Regions from separate parts of the Homo sapiens genome. Here region 2 is linked to region 1. Evidence: chromatin loops called from intact Hi-C (ENCODE). Cell type or tissue: IMR-90. All regions are shown on one strand. Each heading gives the region's core, and the rest is flanking DNA. Links, peaks and the distances in the headings are about the cores only. Region 1 overlaps DOCK2 (dedicator of cytokinesis 2). Region 2 overlaps DOCK2 (dedicator of cytokinesis 2).

Evidence for each region. A loop is a pair of places that touch in the nucleus more often than their neighbours do. Peaks named below come from ENCODE experiments on the same cell type or tissue, not always from the same donor. Only the 100,000 strongest peaks of a DNase experiment are listed, where the experiment ranks them.
Region 2: a loop joins it to region 1, with 2.0 times the contacts of the local background. A loop is called at or near these places in 2 of 110 quality-filtered maps.

Annotation. Positions count from the first base shown.
Region 1 is chr5:169,800,199-169,805,575 of GRCh38, reverse strand. DOCK2 (dedicator of cytokinesis 2) reads right to left here. Exons shown (of 52, transcript NM_004946.3): 26 at 2,370-2,518. Among named protein-coding and RNA genes, the nearest start is that of DOCK2, 170 kb to the right of the region's middle. RefSeq lists enhancers at 26-75, 206-255. In IMR-90, for the core only: no CTCF peak of the experiment used is centred there; DNase peaks (open chromatin) are centred at 535, 1,865, 2,285 and 4,135; H3K4me3 peaks cover 332 bases; H3K27ac peaks cover 2,539 bases.
Region 2 is chr5:169,943,241-169,948,617 of GRCh38, reverse strand. All of the region lies in intron 27 of DOCK2 (dedicator of cytokinesis 2), which reads right to left. All of the region lies in intron 1 of INSYN2B (inhibitory synaptic factor family member 2B), which reads left to right. Among named protein-coding and RNA genes, the nearest start is that of INSYN2B, 35 kb to the left of the region's middle. RefSeq lists a silencer at 2,459-2,753. In IMR-90, for the core only: no CTCF peak of the experiment used is centred there; a DNase peak (open chromatin) is centred at 2,577; H3K4me3 peaks cover 279 bases; H3K27ac peaks cover 1,952 bases.

The DNA of each region.
Region 1 (5,377 bases), core at 312-5,311:
AGGAACTTGACAATTAGCACATTATAACTGGATCCCCCAAACTGGGGGCCACTGGCATATTCCCAAGGACCCACATTTTTTTCCCCATTTAAAGGGATCTGAGCATTACTAAAATGTAAAAAACACTGTGGATTGGCTTTTCAACAGAAAGAGGCAAATTTTTTTTTAAGACAGAGAGTCAGGGTCTGTTCTGTCACCTGGGCTGAAGTGCAGTGGCAAGATCATAGCTCATGGAAACCTTGAACTCCTGGGCTCAAGGAATCCCCTCACCTCAGCCTCTCAAGCAGCTAGGACTATAGGTACATGCCACCACACCCGGCAAATTTCTTTTCTTTTCTTTCCTTTTTTTTTTTTTTTTTGTAGAGACAGAGGTCTTGCAATGTTGCCCAGGCTGGTCTCAAACTCCTGGCCTCAAGTAATCCTCCTCCCTGGGCTACCCAAAATGCTGGGATCACAGGCATGATCAACCTCCCTGGCTGAGGCAACATTATATAGGATGTTACCACAGAAATAATAGACAAACCCTCATGTTTCTACACTATGAGTAAGACTGAAATCTCCCTTTAAAAAAACAATTTTTAAAAAGATCAAATAGCTAAGACTGGAACCAGCTCAACAGCTGGCTACTGAATGTCCTTATAGAAACATCATCACCCTAACATCATCATCTGAATGAATCTAGAATATCTAAGCTTTTGGTTATTATACTGTCTTTCCATTAAATGAGGTAGGAGTAGAAAGAAAAAGACCATGCCTTTGTATCCCCTATGCCTGTGATTACACAGAGTCTGAATCAGACTGACCTGTGTTTGAATTTTGACCCTGACATTTATTTGCTCTATTTATTTGGCCTTGAATGCTAATGAAGTCTATGAATTTCAGGTTTTTCATCTCTAAAATGGGAATAATAAGCCTTAGTATCTAGGATCAGGGTGAGCAGAGAGAATGCGCAGATTGCATTTAGCACAGTGCCTAGAAACCAACAAATAGAGATATGATCATTAATTATTCACCACTGAACACTAGCTGAAGCTTCACCTCCTTTGTGTAGGCTTCCTTGACAAAAATGCTTACGCGCACGCGCGCGCGCACACACACACACACACACACACACACACACACACACACACACACACACTTTGTAGCTCTTGTACCCCAAATATGCATCTAGATTTTAGTCGTTATATATTGGGGATAGGTTTTCTTGTTCCCAGTGCCTAGCGCACACCGGGTATGTCATATGTATTAATATTTCTGCATGAATGAATGAAGCAAGCTATGCATATGTAGTAATAAGACAAGAAGCGGCTTAATTGGGATGGTAAGTGTAGAAAGGAAGAGACAGGAGAAGACAGTATGCAAGGAAATTGATCATAATGGTTGACTATGGATCTGACCAGTAAAGGAACATTGCTCTGCAGAGTTTTCGAATTACAGTCAATAATAGACACAGTTCATTCAGAAAGCTCTTCTCTGAGGATGTTCTAGGGAGGAGAGAGAAAGGGGCAATGCTCACACAAATGCTTAGAAAAAAATGTATTGGTTGTTTGGGTCTATGTAGTCCTCTGAAGCCAGTCCCATCTAAGGACTGAATACCTCCTGGACATTACTCAAGGACAAAGAGGAGCTGCCAGAGGAACCTGGGTCAGATCCAGCACCCTCCTTCCATCTTCCAATGCTTAAGAATTCCAGGCCTGGGTCTAATCACTACCTCTCAGTCTTCACCACCCCATCTGGCTTATCTTCTGCAGATTCAGCCCTTTGGAAGCCCTCCACTTACTCCCACTGAGACTTTCCTTTGGTTTCCGTCCCCAGCTAATCTCTGAATGACGTCTACAAAATACACAGTAACTTCACGGCCACAGGCATCTCCCTACCACCATCCTACTCCACACCCTATCTCTGGAATCTGAGCCCCAGCAATCTGCTCATCCAGGAAGAGGCTTAATCATTTTTGTCATTTCAGAAGGTAACTGAAGAAACAAAACCGAAGTAAATCAGCTAAGAAAGCAGACACGAGAGTTTTCTTGCTGTCTAGGCATAGGAAACTCCTCCTCCCACCCCTGCAAACTAGGGCGTGAGTACGTGGACAAGCCATCTTAAAAGGCTGCAATAATGTCTATACCCACATTCTGAGAAAGCCTGGCCAACAAGACACACAGAGACAAAATGCTAACATGATTAACTCCAGTCCCCTAGCCATCCTTCACAGCAATGGGGGTTAGTCACAGGAAAAGTAGGCCTGCTGAGCAAGCCGTTGACTTTTATCTTTAGACTCCAGCTGCTATCCATCAGTATCAATATTTCACAATGTAATCAACTTAGCCCTAGTCTGAGTCCAGGATATCTACATCATCAGGAGGACTCACCGCATCCTGGTAGCTAAGGACTTCCAAGATGCTGTTGAGCAATTCAACGCAGTACTTCCTCTCCAGGACCTGGTGTTGCATGTCATCCTTCTGCTCCAGCAGCTCCTTCAGCTCTTTGGTGATGACAGGAAGCAGAATGTCCCGGCATTCTGGAATAAAGACAGTTCAGAGTAGTGTAGAATTCCTCATTTTTTAGTTTCTTTTCTTTCATATATGCATACAATGTTTCATTAAATAAATAGTTCATGAAGACATTCTCCTTGTAAAAAATTAAAATATTAAAGATTAGGTTAAGATTTCCTGAGAACATCATTCACAATTCTAGTCCCTTTTCTAACCCTTCCTACCCAGAGGCAACCAGTTATTTTATTCTGTATATTCTAGTATGTTCTATATATTTTATATATACACATACATATAAAAATGTGCCATATGAAATATCTAGTGTTATTTTAACTTTGCATTTCATTTAAGTCTATTACTGTCACTATAAACTTCCAAGACCCTTTTATACAATTTTACTTATGTGTTTATCAGTATAAAACATATAGTTATTTTGGCTTTGTTTCCATTTTATACAAGGGGACCATGATGTATATATTACTCTGAACCTTGATTTTTTTTCACTCACTAATATTTCTTGGAGCACTTTCTGTATTATCACATTTAGGGACCAACTTAGTTATTTTTAACTGTTTTATAGTACTCCTTATCATGGATGTATTTTTCTATTCAGCCATACCTGTACTACTGAACATTCTTCTCTGGTACAGACAGTACAAAATGAACAACCTTCCACTTGCATCCTTCTGCACATTGCTTTCATTTACCAGCATGGCCAACGTGGCGAAAACCTGTCTCTACTAGAAATACTAAAATTAGTTGGGCATGGTGACATGCGCCTGTAATCCCAGCTCTTTGGGAGGCTGAGGCAGGAGAATCACTTGAACCCAGGAAATGGAGGTTGCAGTGAGCTGAGATGGTGCCACTGCACTCCAGCCTGGGTAACAGAGTGAGACTGCATCTCAAAAAAAGAAAGAAAGAAATTAAAACTTTTGCAGAGAAGGGTATGTCTCTTGACATTGCTGTTTCAGGGAAATTTCTGGAAGGTTCTGAAGCCCTTCGCAGCTTTGTCTCCATATTTCCCTTGAAAACAGAAAACCTTGAGGAAAAAAAAAAAATCCAAACATGTGTCAAGCTGCCCCGACTCAGATGCTGCTTGAGCTGCAATATGAATCATACACACCAGGATATCATTTTAAATCTAACAAATAGATGTTGGACATCTTTAATGTGAAGATACTCTCCTTATCAAGGTACAGAGATAAGATGTGGTTCTGCCCATTAGGTACTTAAAAACTGACAGAGGTGATTACAGGAAAAAAAAAAAAAAAGCAAAACCAATGAACAATGGCAGAAATTAGAATAAGACAAAGGTCAGAAGAGGTAGAGGACATCTCTTATTCTGTCAGCCCAAGAGCTACACCCACTCCTTCTGGCACAGCACCCTGACTGTACGTGGGGGAGTCATACTGTCATGGGCTATAATCCTGAGAAGCTGTCATAGGCTCCCTGCCTTCCCCTGGAGAAGGGCTGGACACCTGGCCCCAATTAGGATGGCCTCCTGAAATCTGAATCTTGAGGGAACGTTCATAATGATAACTGCCAACGGTACTAATACACAGTATTTTGAGTGCTTACAATGTGCTAGGCACTGTTGCAAGTGTCGTGCATGAATCATCTCAGTAAATTCTCCTAGTGACTAAGGGAGGTAGACACTATTATTTCCCCGTTTTGCTGATGAGGAAACAAAGGGACTTGTCATGTGTACACAGCTAGTAAGTGGTAAATCCAGCCCGACTGCAGAGACTGTGCTCTTAAGCACTACATGAAATGTGCAGTCTTGGCTGGGCATGGTGGCCTACGCCTGTAATCTCAGCACTTTGGGAGGCTAAGGCAGGTGGATCACTTGAGGTCAGGAGTGTCAGACCAGCCTGGCCAATATGGTGAAACCCCAAGTCTACTAAAAAAAAAAAAAAAAAAAAAAAAAAAAAAAAAAACCCAAAACTATCTGGGCATGGTGGCAGGCACCTGTAATCCCAGCGACTCAGGAGGCTGAGGCAGGAGAATAGCTTAAGCCAGGCAGAAGCTTAAACCAGGGAGGCAGAAATTGCAGTGAGCCAAGGTCACACAACTGCACTCCAGCCTGGGCAACAGAGCTAGACTCCATCTCAAAAAAAAAAAAAAAAAAAAAAAAAAAAAGAAAGAAAGAAAAGAAAAAAGAAAAAGAAAAAAGAAATATGTAGTCTCTCAGGCTCCGCTTTCATCCCAGAAGTGCCCCAAGGAGGCTGCCCAGGGGCACATGCTGAGTCCCCTCTCCCTCCAAGATTCTGAGTCTCTCCTCTCCGATAACTAGTTCCTCAGCATTTCCTCTGATTCTATGGATTATTCCCTTTCTTCTAAATACATTTGTTTTTACTTAAATTTACCAGAGTAGGATTCTGTTGCTTGAAACCAAAGAGTCCCAATTTACAGAGTCACAAAACAAATTGAATGCTTCAGAAGCCCTCTCATGAGCTCTGGTCAGAAGGTTCATAGAAGACTTTATAGGATCTAATAAGAGTATATCCCTTCTCTCAGAGCCAAATCTCAGTTTTTAATTAAATTCCAATAAACGTAATTAATGTCCATTCATCCCACTAAAGATTAAGCTCCATGAGAGCTGAACTAATATTCAAGTGCCTGATACAGTACCTGGTTCATAGCAGTGAGTCAGTAAATCTTGGCTGAATGAATGGAGGAGGTGGCATTTGAGACAGTCCGTGACAAGTGGATAATATTGCAATAGGAAGAGTGAGGATTTAGGGAACACTGGTGGTTTAGAGAATATAAATCTAGGGTTATATTCTCTTGGAAGGAGAATAATGAAAGATAACACTTAAAAGAAGTGTTCTTAATTGCAATGGAAGTGTCAGTTCTATGGAAACAGAAAATTATAGATGACAAAA
Region 2 (5,377 bases), core at 217-5,216, 140 kb before region 1:
AAAATTAATTGTGGAAGGAAGGAATAAGAAAGGAGAGAAGGGAAGGAGGGAGGGATAAAGAGAGATCTATGAAAATCTATAAATGTATATGTGTTTCTATGTGTGTGTAGGTAGATGATAGTCAGATATACAGATAGAGAGAGAGAGAGATGTAGGGGATGGATGAATGAATGAGTGGACAGAGAAAGGGAGGGATGGATGAATGGGTATGAAAAAACAGAGAAAGGTGCAAATAATCATTCTCCCCCTACCCATCTCTTTCTGTCATTACTGTGTTTTATCTTTTTCATAACACTTATGTGTATTTGTTTACCTTTTTTTAAAAAACGTTCTGAATCCCTCTACTAAAATATAAGCTCTGTGAGAGCAGGGCCTTCATCTGCACTGTTCCCCACAGTATCTTCAGAGCCTAGGTCACAGCAGACAAATAACTATTTGTCAAGTGAATGAATGAAGAGAAGAGGTTGGATGAAATTTTCACACCTAGAATTTAAGCTTAGAAGTGAAGAGGGTGTGTACCGAATGGTGGCCTGGCTCTTCTCTCGGTGCCTTACAAGATGAGCTCTCTGGGTCTCCTGAAGGTAGGATCAGCCCCAGAGGAAAGGCCTGAGAGGAATAAGAATGACAAATCCTGACCCTGCTTCTGGCAATTGCAAGGACCCCTGGGTGAAGCTTTGCAGAACGCAGCGGCACTGCACGGTGTGACATTTACTTTTTATTTATGGAATGCCTGTATGCTCATGCTCACCCAGCAGGCACCATGTATGCTGTAGGTATTTATGCTGTATGTATTTATGTATGCTCATGCTCACCCAGCAGGCACCATGACAGTGAAGGATCTGGTCCTGCTCCTCCCCTCTAGGTAACAGGTAATTTGAAGAACAATACATGCATGCTGACAGCCCGCCATTCCCTTCACCCTAAAGCAGGTTTGCACTTACTGTTAAGATTTTTACATTTTTGGGGATATTCATTTTCATTTTTGGAGGGAGAGGAATAAGAAATAATGAGACAAAAAAGCATCAGCTTAATGTGGAGGGTCAGAAAGGCCCAGATGCCAGGGCAGATGCCCTGAACCCTCACTCGGTCAATCTGATATTAGTTGCGTGGCCCTGGGCAGGAAGCTTCACCTCTCTGAGCCTGTGCTTTCACCATCTGTAAAACAGGGCTAATGAAGTCTACCTTGGAGGGTTGGGATCAGAATAATGGATGAGAAAGCATGCAGCCCAGTGCCTGGCACTCAGCCTAGGCACCATCAACAAATGCCAGGTCCCTCCTCATTCCCCTTGGAAAATGTTCTGTCCTATTCCAAGACCCATCTCCTCTTCACAATCTTGGAACATTTTGTTAATACATTCAAGTGAGTTTGCAGTGACTGTATAATGTACAGGTTAAGAGTACAGCTTCCCCTATCAGACTGCTTGAGTTCATATCACAGCTCTATCACTGATTAAGTGTGTGACCTTGGAAGTTTGCACAATCTCTTTGAACTTAAGTTTCCAAAATGGTAACAGGGAGTCATAGTGTTGTGTAAAGATAAACGTATGTTGCAGGTTAGGCATTGAGAACAGTTCCAGATACATTGTAAACTCACTCCAGCATGGGTATACTCAGCGCTCCTCTCCAAACCCCCTGGCCTTCATTCCATTCCTCCCATATGGCAAAACTCCATCCTGACTCAGGGCCTTGCCCACGCTCTTCCCTCTGCCTGGAACACTGTCTCCCCAGATCTTTGCATAGCTGGCTCCATCTCGATATTCAGGTCCAGCCTAAAGGCCCTTTCCATGTCACTGCCCACCCAGTTTCAAGTAGTCTCCCTCAGCCCCACGTCACTCTCAATGACAGGATCCTACTGTGTGACTTTCAGATTGCCTATCGCTGTGTGAAATTATTTTTCTATTAGGTTTGTTTATTGTCTGTCCCCACCCCATTAGAACGTAGCTCCAGGAGACTAGGAACTGGCCTATCTTATTCCTTGAAACAGTGGCTGATACACAATGAGTCCTCAGTAGACTGGTGGAATGAAAAAGTGAATGAATGAATGAATGAATGAATGGATGAGTGACTATGCCAGATCCCCCAGTTCTTTGCAGTGTTTTGCTGGAATTCTGCCCACCTAATGCCCAACACAGGAGCTGGGGTAAAGATCAATTTCCAAAACACTCCTGCCCTTTCCTCCCAATATGAAAACCAGCTAAGAACACACATGAAGAAACATAAAGGTAGCTCCTGGAAGAGCCTTCTTGGACTTCCTGTGACTCGTCCCCCTCAGTCGCCCAGTTAGAGAGCAAACACACCACTTCCCTCAGATGCCTGCCTCCGGATACCCCTGGCTGGGCTGGATGTGGGGGGCTGGAACACTGCTTTCTTCACTGTGGCAGTCCAGAATAATCCTACAGGGCTGGAGGCTTGGCCTTCTCTTCAAGTGACTGGGAGCTTGAGGCCCCTCCTCTGTCAAGGGCAGGGAGACTGTTAGATCACTCCTTCCTCATATTTGCTGTGCTGAGATGGCCTGCCAGAGTGAACTGGGGCTTCCTGGGTAAACACAGCTTTGGCTCTGAGGAGCTTTGCTCAGCTGATGGTCTGTGAATGGATGCAAGGAAGCAGGGAGGAGGGGATGGCACCGGGGTGTTGCACCAGGGCTGGAGCCTGCCTGGCCTGCTCATGTGGCTTCCTGGAGCCAGCAGTGTGGGGGATGCTCGCTTTTCTGGAAAAGAGCCACATCAATATTCTGGGAGACTCTTATGCAAATAAGGACGAGTCAAGAAAAATCAGGCTGCACAAAGGACGGAGGCCGTGGGCGAATCCAAACAATAAGCAAAAGCCAGAGGTGCTGGCTGCTGAAGAAAAGCCTTGGGGGCCGAGAGAACCAGAGGCAAGTGTTCTGCAGGCTGAAAGAATGATTTTTAAGCGGGAGGAGCACATCCAGCCTCCGTTCTACTCCTTCCTAGTACCCGTGTGAAGAGGCCACTGCAGATGCAGCTCAGCCAGTTAGTAGCTGTGAGCTCTGGGCAACAGACTTCACTTCTCTGAGCCCTGATTTTCTCACCTTCGAAATGAGCACAATACTATCTCCCTAATTAAAAAAGAACGCCTGGGAAGATTGCATGAGACAACACATACAAAGTGTTTGGCACTGTGCCAGGCACGAAGTAACAGCTCAATTAATAACACTTGTTAGCATTTCTGTTGAGTTTATTCTCACTGATTTTTCACTCTGAGACCCAAAGAGTTCAAATTTGTTCCAGTCTCTCCCCTTGAGCTCTCTGCCCAAAATTATATATGTCTTCTAACTAGAGGAGAGAAGAGAACTACCACTCGGTATATGCCTGCTAAGGCGTTAGTATGGTATTATTGACCCGTTGTATGAATGATAACACAGTCCTGGAGAGGTTGCATGACTTTCCCAAGCTCATACAGCTGCAGCACAACCAGCCTGTCTGCTTTTAACCCACACCTTTTTAACCATGTCAGAGGATTCTTCTGGGGCCAAGAGAAAGAAAATGAAACCACAGTCGGTTCCCTAATCTGAGAATTGAGGGTCCCTGTGAATGCTCTTTTGTCCTGGTCATGCTAAGAAGACACCTCTGAAGTTGTAGTCAGGATTTAAATCCTCCTAGAGGTATTTGCCAGCCATTCTCAGGTTGGATAGACCCCAGAGAGGATTTCTGAAGGGAGAAAGAAGTTAGAACATGTAGCAGACAAGAGACAGGGCAAGGAAACAAGATGTCTGGAAAATGAAGCATTCTGAGCAACTGGAGCCCACAAGGCAGATGGAGGAGGAAGGCTGTTCCCATGGTCAGAAACCGTTCAGCTTTCCGATCATCACAGACAACAGCACAAGGTGCTTCTAGAGCTCTCCAGAAAGGGCAAGCAAGGTTCCTAGCACTGGTGAGAGCCACCACATGTTCAGCTGTTTACAGCATCCCAGATGCTTTTCATTAACCTGTTTGCTCCCAATCATTGTGAAGTGGGGATTGTCCCCATTTCTCAGATGAGGAAACCAAGGCACAGAGGTATTAAAATGCTCTCCCAAGGTCACTCCATAAGGGATGGCTGGGATTCCACTGAGGACGGGGGAGTTTCAAAGCCTCCCTGGTATTCACTGCACAGGCCTGGCTGCTCTCCCTCCCTCCCTTTCCAAATCTCCTGCCTCCTTCAGCATCTCTCCAGAGTCACGGCTGGCTCCTTGCAACTGGGGCTGGAGAAGGCCACGGCTGCCACGTTCTATTTTTGATAATCCTTCCTGTTTGGTAGAACATGCCTCTGCCTGCCTTGAAGGACCTGCCAGCTTTGTTCTGAGGTGCCGGCCACACTGCCGTCATCACCTTTCAGACACCTCTGTGCATGGGCAGGTCACAGGAAATAGAATATCAGGGAGTTGGGGCTCACCAGCTCTCAGTTACATAAATCCAGGGCACTCAAAGGCAGGGCCTTTGGTGTGGCAGCTCACGCCCCTGAGCCTCAATTTCTCCATCCATAAAATCAGTCCTCAAAGGGAGCCATGGTTAGTGTTAAATGACATAATCCAGGTAAAGTGCTTACCCCGGTCCTGGCACATGGTCAGCACTTTATAAATACTAATTCTTAGTCCACAGACCTGGAGAATTATAGAGTCACACCATGCTATTAGCCCACTCTTACCACTTTACAGAGACAATAAGAAAGCAAAGTGGCTTTTCTAAATTTTCCCACTGAATTAAGTGGCAAAGATGACATTAGAAGCAGTTCCCTTCATTTTCCAGTGCTCATCCCTTACCATGGGGTAAGGATTCTCAAACTTAATGAGCGTCAGAGTCACCTTGGGGGCTGGCTAAAACACAGGTCCCTGGACCCTACCGTCAACTGTTCTGAATCAGTAGGCCTGGGAAGGGCCTGAGAATGTGCATTTCTAACAAGCTCCCAGGTGATGCTGATTCCACTGATCCCAGGACCACACCTTGAGAACCACTGCCCCCAGATCTGCAAACTCTAATGCCTGATGAGGCCAGGCAGATAAATTAATATAATAGACAAGCCAGGAGGTGAGGGTAACCAAATAGCATGTGTAATCTTGTGAAAACGGCAACTCTCCATCAACGTGGGATGGACTTGTATGGGAATGTGGGACCTTCTGTTTTCTCAAGAGAGGCCCTAAAATCTTTTTATGTGAAAACTCCTAGAGTTTAAATGTTAGAAAGGATTCACATTTTTTAAAAGTCTGGGCCATATTCCTGTGTAGAATATGGCCCGCGGGCCACAGGTCCAGGACCTAAGTATTGCCTGTCCACAGGGCCTGGATCTCAGGGTGGGATCAACCTTTAGACAGCTACTGCTTATTCCTCAAGATAAATCCAACCCAGAATCCTGGGTTTTCTTCAAAGGAAATGTACCAATG